Regions from separate parts of the Mus musculus genome. Here regions 1 and 2 are each linked to region 3. Evidence: chromatin contacts called from ENCODE Hi-C data. All regions are on one chromosome and are shown on one strand. The core of a region is the stretch at or near the end of the contact, and the rest is flanking DNA. Distances in the headings are between cores, read along the strand shown.

The links. A loop is a pair of places that touch in the nucleus more often than their neighbours do.
Region 1: a loop to region 3 is called in a map of v-Abl transformed pro-B cells, with 6 times the contacts of the local background. The contact joins the promoter of Phgdh here to the promoter of Gdap2 in region 3. A Hi-C loop is called at or near these places in 2 of 37 maps with a recorded cell type or tissue (regulatory T cell and v-Abl transformed pro-B cells).
Region 2: a map of T-helper 2 cell shows a loop between it and region 3 (5-fold over the local background). The contact joins the enhancer-like site here to the promoter of Gdap2 in region 3. A Hi-C loop is called at or near these places in 2 of 37 maps with a recorded cell type or tissue (T-helper 2 cell and v-Abl transformed pro-B cells).

Annotation. Positions count from the first base shown.
Region 1 is chr3:98,338,715-98,341,553 of GRCm38, reverse strand. Phgdh (3-phosphoglycerate dehydrogenase) reads left to right here and starts at 1,585. Exons shown (of 12, transcript NM_016966.3): 1 at 1,585-1,859. The coding sequence starts at 1,722.
Region 2 is chr3:101,299,050-101,301,749 of GRCm38, reverse strand. No RefSeq gene overlaps it. Among named protein-coding and RNA genes, the nearest start is that of Gm32803, 3.8 kb to the right of the region's middle. Within about 2 kb of position 1,394, at least 1 of the 3 ENCODE cell types and tissues checked has a DNase peak (open chromatin) inside an H3K27ac peak, as active enhancers do.
Region 3 is chr3:100,161,095-100,163,794 of GRCm38, reverse strand. Gdap2 (ganglioside-induced differentiation-associated-protein 2) reads right to left here and starts at 1,332. Exons shown (of 14, transcript NM_010269.3): 1 at 1,130-1,332. Wdr3 (WD repeat domain 3) reads left to right here and starts at 1,388. Exons shown (of 27, transcript NM_175552.5): 1 at 1,388-1,451; 2 at 2,573-2,700. The coding sequence starts at 2,605.

The sequences.
Region 1 (2,839 bases), core at 336-2,835, 1.8 Mb after region 3:
ACAAAATCTCTGGTAGCCTAGGATAGCCTGGAATCAATTTTGATTCGGCTCTGATCTCCCTGGAAATCTACGTCCCAAGTGCTGAGATCACAGACGGGTGTCATCGTGCGGGATTGGCACGGGGATTTTTCTCCATTAAAGTTTCAATTCCAGGGTTCTCCACAGTGTCTCAAAGGATACCCGCCACCTGACATGTCAGCTGACTGGCTTAGAGTGAAGGGGTGCAGGGCACACTAATCCCCAAGATGTCTTTCTTATCTCATCCCCACATCGGACACTTCCCTACTGTCAGGCTCACGTTACGGAGAAGAAAGCAAAAGCCTGGAGAGATACTTTCAGAGTCCGTTTCTTCTTCTTCTTCTTCTTCTTCCTCTTCTTCTTCTTCTTTTTGTTTGTTTGTTTAAGAAGCTGGAAATCAACCCCCGCTGGATCATTGATATTCTACCCGAAAAATTATCTGCTTTACTTCTCACTGTGCAGGTTTGGGGCTCACCACTGGTCTCCAAATAGAAAATTAAGTCGGCTGCTCTCCTCCGGTCCCTATGAACCCTGTTACTGTTACTCTTATCCGGAGAGCCAAGGGCATCCGAGCTGGCCTGCTGTGGCTGCTGAAGTCTCTCTTTTCCCAAGGGGCTGGGCCAGAGAAGGGAAAGGAAGGAAAGTCTAGAGGAAAGGGCAGAACTACTTCCCCAGTTCTTCCAAGAAGGCCAGGGTTCCTGTTTTGTGGATGGAGGTAACAGCACAGGCAGAGGACTTGTCAGTACATAGTTCTGAAAGAGACTCTCTTACTTACATTTGATGTTAAGATTGTGAGGTATAATAGTAAGGGGTGTTATTTATATAATATAATCAAGGCTGAATTTACCTAACAGATTTAATCCCTTCTAAAAAAAAAAAAAGTAATCATCTAACTTCTAAAGACTAAAACCACTACCACCCTTGTACTTCTCTCCCCCTCCCTGACTCCCATCTGGGGCTGACCTGGAACTCCTGGGTTCAAGTGGTCCTCCAGCCTCATTCATGGCCCTTACTGTATCTAGATTTAATCTTAAAGTCTTTTGGGGGGTAAGGAATAAGAAGCCCTTGCCTTTCCCAGACTTGTCTCTCATCTCCCACTGGGATTGGTGGAAGGCAAGAACCAACTCTTATGTACACACACACACACACACACACACCTTGTTCCTTAATCTCCTAACGGTGTGTGTGTGTGTGTGTGTGTGTGTGTGTGTGTGTGTGTGTGTGCGTTGCTGAGAATCGAACCCGTGGCCTTACTCAGTCTAATTATGCTCAACTAGGAGTTATAAATACCCAGCCAATAAATGGTCTTTAAGAGGAAAGAAGTTACTATGAGATTTAATTCCCTCGTGGAGACAGCGTATTTCTGTTTATTTCCAATATAAATCAGCCTGCTGGCATAAATCGTGCGTGTTAAAGCTCACCCGGGGCAGGTAAGGGCTTCACTGCTGGAAGTGTAGTCTGTGTAGGATTTAAAAAAAAAAAAAAAAATGTGTGGGAGGCTCTGCCCGGGGAGGCGGAGTCAGCAGAGTTTAAGCATTTCTGACCAATCAAAAGGAGACTGTTGGCGCGAGGAGGGGGAGGATAAAGGGGGAGCGGGAGATCGAGAACCCTGCCCAGTCACCGGAGCCAGCCCTGCTTGCAGTTTCCTGAACTAAGTGCTTCTGCCCACCCACAGCAACTGATTCTAAGGCCTGACTCTAGCAATGGCCTTCGCAAATCTGCGCAAAGTACTCATCAGTGACAGCCTGGACCCCTGCTGCCGGAAGATCCTGCAAGATGGAGGGCTGCAGGTGGTGGAGAAGCAGAACTTGAGCAAGGAGGAGCTGATAGCTGAACTCCAGGTAAGGCGAGCCGGACACAAGCGTAATCACCGGGCATCTTTATGGCCAAACCCGCTGACCCCAGTGGTTCCAGGGCTGTCCTCCCCTATCTTATCAGTTGGTCCCGGGGCCTCCGGAGATTCGGGACCAGCAGTGGGAGGGAGGAAAAGCAGAGAGGAACGAATGGCCTGGAGGTGCAGAATGCAAACTTTTTGTGCTTTTTGCTACCGCGTGTTTCTTGCCGGCGCTGCAAAGTGCAGCTGCTCCATCTGGTCCTGCGGGATGCCAGAACCTCTCTCGAATGCCAGAACCTCTCTGGAGCTTTCGTGCCTGGCGACCCAGGCTGCGAGCTCCCGGCTCGGGGTGCTACACGCACACCATCCCTGCTCAGTGCAGACTCCTGGGGTGGGGGCAGGGGGCGCGGGGCGCTGGCTCTGCTCCTGCGGGTCCCGTGGCATTTGTGGCAGCGGACTCGCACCGCCTTTTGTCTGATGCAAGACCTTGGCGCTCTTTCCCCCGCCCCGGGGAGCGCTCGCAGGATTCCGGGCGGCCCGGGGGTGCAGCCGGAGCCCCGCGCCGCCCACGCGGCCGCCGCCGGGAGTCAACCTCCACCATTGGCTTCATTGCCGATCAGGCCCGACTTCACTACATCAGAATCCTGTTCCAAGCGCAGTTGGGACAGGTTACTTCTACGAAGTCTTCGGAGCAAACCTCTAATCGTTATAAAACTTAAAAGTCTTTCACTTATTTGAAAAGCTTGTGTAAATCGGGTGACTTTGTTCAGACGTAAGGAAGGGGTTTCTGCTTTGTGAGCACTTCAGTTCCTGCCCTTCCTGTAGATCTAATCCATCCAGGTATGCTGTCTCGTCCCAGCTGTACTGCCCCACCCCCAAAGTTCCACGTGCTCGCTTAGGGCCTGCAGCCAGGAGGAATGTACCAGTCTTCCTGCTCAGGCTGAGGCCTCAAACCGCAGAGACCAAGCGGGGTTGTTCTTGCAACCC
Region 2 (2,700 bases), core at 145-2,644, 1.1 Mb before region 3:
TACATCTGACCTCACCCTCCTAATCCTCCCACTCAAACCCCATAGTAACCTGCATAGGGGTCTCTCTGCCTCTGCCAAGTCAGGCTTGAAAACCTGAAGTCACAGGAGACAGCTACTCTCCTCAGAACCCTAAAGACACTGCAAGAGCAGTACCCCAATCCTCAGCACCTGGCTGCTCCCCTCTGAGCAACTCTCCTAATTCTGCATCCTGTCAGCTCGCTCCATCCCCACTGGCCTCTTAGCTCCTGCCTCAGGACCTTTGCACATGCCATTCTGTCTCTCAGCCATGGTCTCCCACAAGTGGCAGTATGGCTGGCTCCCATTTGCCACATAGGCTTCAGGTGAGCCATTGAGACCATGTCTGCCTAACATGGAACCCTCTTGCCACTCCAACCCTTGGCTTTGCTTCGTCTCTCTAGAACACCTTACCATTACCTGACAGACTCATATTTACATCTGTGTGGCTATACCCACTCATCAGCACCCTTAGAACGTGTGGGCTCGTCTTCTTTGCTAATGAATATAGAAACTTCTAGAACACCTCCTGGCACCAGGCAGGCTCTCAGTAAAGCACCATCAATTGATTGGTTGGGTGAATTAAAGGCTCTTGTCCTTAGTTTGAGTGAGGCATTTTAAACTGGGTTCCTGCCACAGGCAGACAAAAGCATTCCAGTACAGAATTCAGTTAAGATTTGCTTTAAACGTGGGCAGATGAACAGCTTAGCTTTGGCTGGGTTTAAGTGACATCTCCATAGCAGACGCGAGTGCACCTGCCCGGCTGAGTCCCAAGATTCTTATATATCCCTGTTCTCCTTGGATCCTCATGTAGTTTTGCAAGACACACGCGGTCCATGCTGCCTGCCCCTCACGTGACAGGGAACGTGAGTGTGGTCTGGCTAAACAGCAGAGCCCCTGTTGCTTTGTCCCCAGCCCACAGTTCTGTTTCTGCATTTCTATCCACAGTCTCACGGCTTCACCATGTGGCTCTCCCCAACAGCCCGAGGGGAACACAATGAAACCCTGTCGCTTGCAGTCTCTATTTATCTGGCATTTCCAATCCCCTCTCCTCGGAAAGCCAATAACATTCTGAATTTTTCCCACAAGAGATTGTGGGCTCTTTGGGAAGGAGAAAAACAAGCAGATGGTTCTCAGGAAACCGGATCTGTGCTGTGAGATCAAAATTTCCCCTTCTGTAAACCAGCCCTTTGCAGAACGTTCTTCAAACCGCGGACAACAGACCTTCATGTGCTCCAGCCTTAAGTGGCCACGGTATGCGGCAGACTCCTCTGCCAGCCCCTCGCTCCCAGCCAGAGCAGCTTGCCCTTCCTCAGCTAGTCCCCACAGGCCAAATTAGCTCTTGTTTAAGTTCCCTCCCCTTGCCAGCCCCCAGCGGACATGCGCAGGCTTATCTGTTTTCACACGTAATGGATCGAACAGCAGGGGCTTCTTGCTGGAAACTGTTTTCTAGGCTGCAAAAGGCTACAGAAAACCACGAAGCTGCTAACACAGTTCAGAACTTACTAATACACACTTGGCAGGAGCTGGCACAGGATACTGCCCCATGACCATGGAGAGGGACAGATGACAGCTCTCGGTGGTGGTAGTTTTAGGATTGGACCCCTTATCCGGGGACTTTCTGTATTGCTAGTTCTTTTTGATGAGGCTCAGAGATGCACAAGTGGCTTCTACATGAGGTCACAATGTCAAATACTATTGGGGCTCCCTACTGATTCCAAACTAGGATCTACAATAGACCTAAGTCCCATTTTTCTGGTGTTTGTTTGGGAAATCAGGATAATCTATTAAGGAGTAGCTTATGCTGCTTCGTAACCATAAACGATGAAACGGTTTTGTGGACTTTTAGCCACCCCACAGAATGCATCTTTGTAATGGGGAAAAAGGTTGTGTCTGTGCCCACAGTCATAAATCTGCTGTACTGAGCTGAGGCTCAGCTAGAGGTCATGGTCCCTTGCCCCTTGGCTCCGATGCCTTAACCATTGGTAACAGCCTGGTCTCTCTTGAGAGAAAAACAAACCTCAGCACTCAGCCTTGGTCTCAGTATGCCTTCATTTCTGTGGTCTTATTTTATATTGAGTGGTGGAATCCTCCGACTTTTATCCAGGCTGTCTTATTTGTTTGCTAATTTATTCACTTGTCGTTACAGGATTTCTGTAAGACTTGGGGGAATTTCACAGAAAGGAGAACTTAGAGCCCTCCTAGAGACAGGGTGGATGCAAGGTGGGGCTCCCAGGGGTGCAGAGAGACTCAGGGGTTCCCTGGCTTTCCCTTCTTAAGAGGATTTTGAAAGAGCTGAGAACAGAAGCCACCTGCATTATCTGATAACGGGTGTGTAATGGGTAGACGAGAGAAAACAGATGGGAAAGCGCAACTCAAATGGTGGAATGACAGGGGCAGGGCGGCTCGTTTGGTAAAACTCTTGCCCTGTAAGTATAAAGACCTGAGTTTGGTCCTCAGAACCTGGGTGGAAACACTGGTTGTTAATGTGCACTTAATGTCCTGCTCCAGGGAGGGGAGGGGAGGCCTGAGTCTGGCTGGCCAGCAGACTAACTTACTTAAGGAGCTCCGGGTAACGTAGAGACTTTGTTTTAAAGTAGGTAGATGGCTTTCCGGAGGATGGATTCCTAAGAGTTCTCTGGCTTGCACATGTGCATTTAAAACAACCCCCACCTACCCTGTGTG
Region 3 (2,700 bases), core at 83-2,582:
GGACAAAACCTGGCTTTGATCCCACGACCAAAGATGACAACATCAATTGGCAATGTCTAAAGGTTGGGCAGGCCTGAAATCTTCTAAACTGTTTCCCCACCAAAGCACACATCTCCCATCTCTAACAAGGAAATGCACAGCATCTACAGGAGGTAGGGTCCATACACATCTATCCAAATGTTCCTCCCCAGCCTGGAATAAATTTATCATCACGATTTCTTGCCTTCTTTTCATCCAACCCACTACAAATGATTCTTCTTTCAAAACAATTTTCTTAAACACAGAGGATGAGCTGGACATGTTTTAAATCACTAAGAAAATCTTACCCAGTAAATAGTAGCTAAAATTAAAAAGGAAAGGCCGGGCGTGGTGGCGCACGCCTTTAATCCCAGCACTTGGGAGGCAGAGGCAGGCGGATTTCTGAGTTCGAGGCCAGCCTGGTCTACAAAGTGAGTTCCAGGACAGCCAGAGCTACACAGAGAAACCCTGTCTCAAAAAAAAAAAAAAAAAAAAAAAAAAAAATAAGGAAGACAAGTCTACCTGTCAGCTACAATTGTCTACATGTCTAATTTCTAGGTTGGCTACAGAGGTTCAGTAAACCATGGCAGGGATCAATTCTTTTGTATAGTTATACGTACAGTTATATAGACAGCTACAGACATCAGACCTCGTTTCTAAAACTTCTAGACCAGCCCAAGGATAAAAGGGGGCAAGAGAAGAAAAGCTAATTTCCTCGTTAACAGAGTGGCTCAGTCTCAGTCTACAATTAAGGACCAGTAAGCCCAGGGTCACTTCCCTCTCAAGTGACCTGAAAGCGGAAACACAAAGCCAGGTCAATGTCACTCCAGGGACTGCGGGGTCTTTTTACAACTCAGCATCCTGGGCTCAGCGTCTGACCACAGGGAACCCGATTTATAGGACGGGCTGGACTCTGCTAGAGCCGCCACCCGCAGGGCTGCTCGCAGCACCGCGTCCCAGCAAATCCCGGGGACCTGCGTCCCCAGAGCTTGGCGACCCAACCTACCCTGAGTGCGAAGCCCAAAGCCCGGGAGGACCCGCCAGCCCAATCCCTCCCAGCCGCCGCACCCGACTGTGTCGCCCTCCCTTCCCGGCTTCGCCCTTCTCTCACAGCGCTCGGGCGGGCCCATCCGGGCGGCGGCCCGCAGCTCACTCAGATCCGTGGCAGAATTCAGGCGGATGACATCCGTACACTTTGCTTGCCAGAGGCGGAGGCTGAAGCGAACCGGTCTCCAGAGGCCAGGGTGACTGGCGACAGCGATCTGACAGCGAAGGTACCCGCTTCCTCTCCGCCACGCCACCCAATCACAGCGCTCTGCCGTCACTTCCGCCTAGAAGGTAAGGGAAACGCCGGGCGGAAGAAACTTCCAATCGGACCGGAAGTGGCGGGTCTCGTAGGCAGCGCTGTCTGCTGGAGCCTCGTGGAGAGTGAGGTGAGTGTTGCTGGCTCTTTAGGGATCGCGGGGCGCGGTTCCCCGCACAGTGGTGTTCACGGTGAGCCGACGCGGCGAGGGACTCCGCGCTAAGGGCACTAGGGAGGCCGGGGAGAAGCCCTTTGCCGCGGCCGTCTGCATCGCAGAACCCAGAGGCCGCGCGCTGCCCCCGGGCCGGAGTGCGAGGCTGCTGGAACTGCCCGATTTCCTTGGATTATTTCGGGGATGATGTGCAATAGAAACTTAGGTGCGGGGGATAGTTTGAGAGTGACCAGGTCGCAGGAAGGAAAACAAGCGAAGTTATTTGAGAAATAAGCTTTAAAGCCCTCGGGTAGGTACAGTGCATGTGAAAACGATAAACAAGCGTGTTACTATGACTTGAAGCGAAAATCGTGGACGTGGAAGTGCTAGATAGAAAACCAGTGCAGCAGCTCGTTGAAGACAAACTGGAGATGAAAGTGCAGGGAAGAGAAAACTGGGTAGAAAAGGCAGACACATGAACACACATGCATAAAAGCTGAGATCGGTTGGTCTGAGCTTTTGGATAGAGGAACTGCAGCAGCCCCATAAGCTCTGCGAGCTTATTATATACAGTTGAAAATGAAGAGGGGATTATTGCTTACAACTGAACAAGGAGACAGGGTGATTGTATAGAGATAATATCTAATTGCAATAGGGACAGTCTGTGGGGAGCAGTCTTCAGTCAGTACACATGGTGGTGTGGTGGGAGGGAAGAAGGCTATGGTGAACATTTTCTGGAACACTGTAAACATCCCACTTGAACCAAAGGACCATGATGCCTCTCCTATTGGTCTGGGGCATTGAAGTCCTTGACATGGCTACATTCATGTCAGCAGGACCCATTCACTCTGGGCTTCCTCTGATCTACACACAGGGTCTCTTCGAATCCCAGGAATCTCTCTCTCTGCCTTCCCTGTGCTGGGGTCATAGACCTGCATTTTTCTGTGCCTGGCCTTATGTGTGGGTGCGGGTACTACAGCAGGTACTTTACCATCTGTGCCAAGTTACATGCTTTTGATCATGTAAAAAAAAAAGGTTCCTGTTTGTTAGCTGTGCAGAGTCATTGTATTGCAAAAACTGAATTTTGTTTATTTACACAGATTGCCTTCCCGGTGTCATCAGACAGCCCAGCATGGGGCTTACTAAACAGTATCTGCGCTATGTGGCTAGTGCTGTCTTTGGCTTGATTGGCAGCCAAAAAGGTAACATTGTTTTTGTGACACTCCGT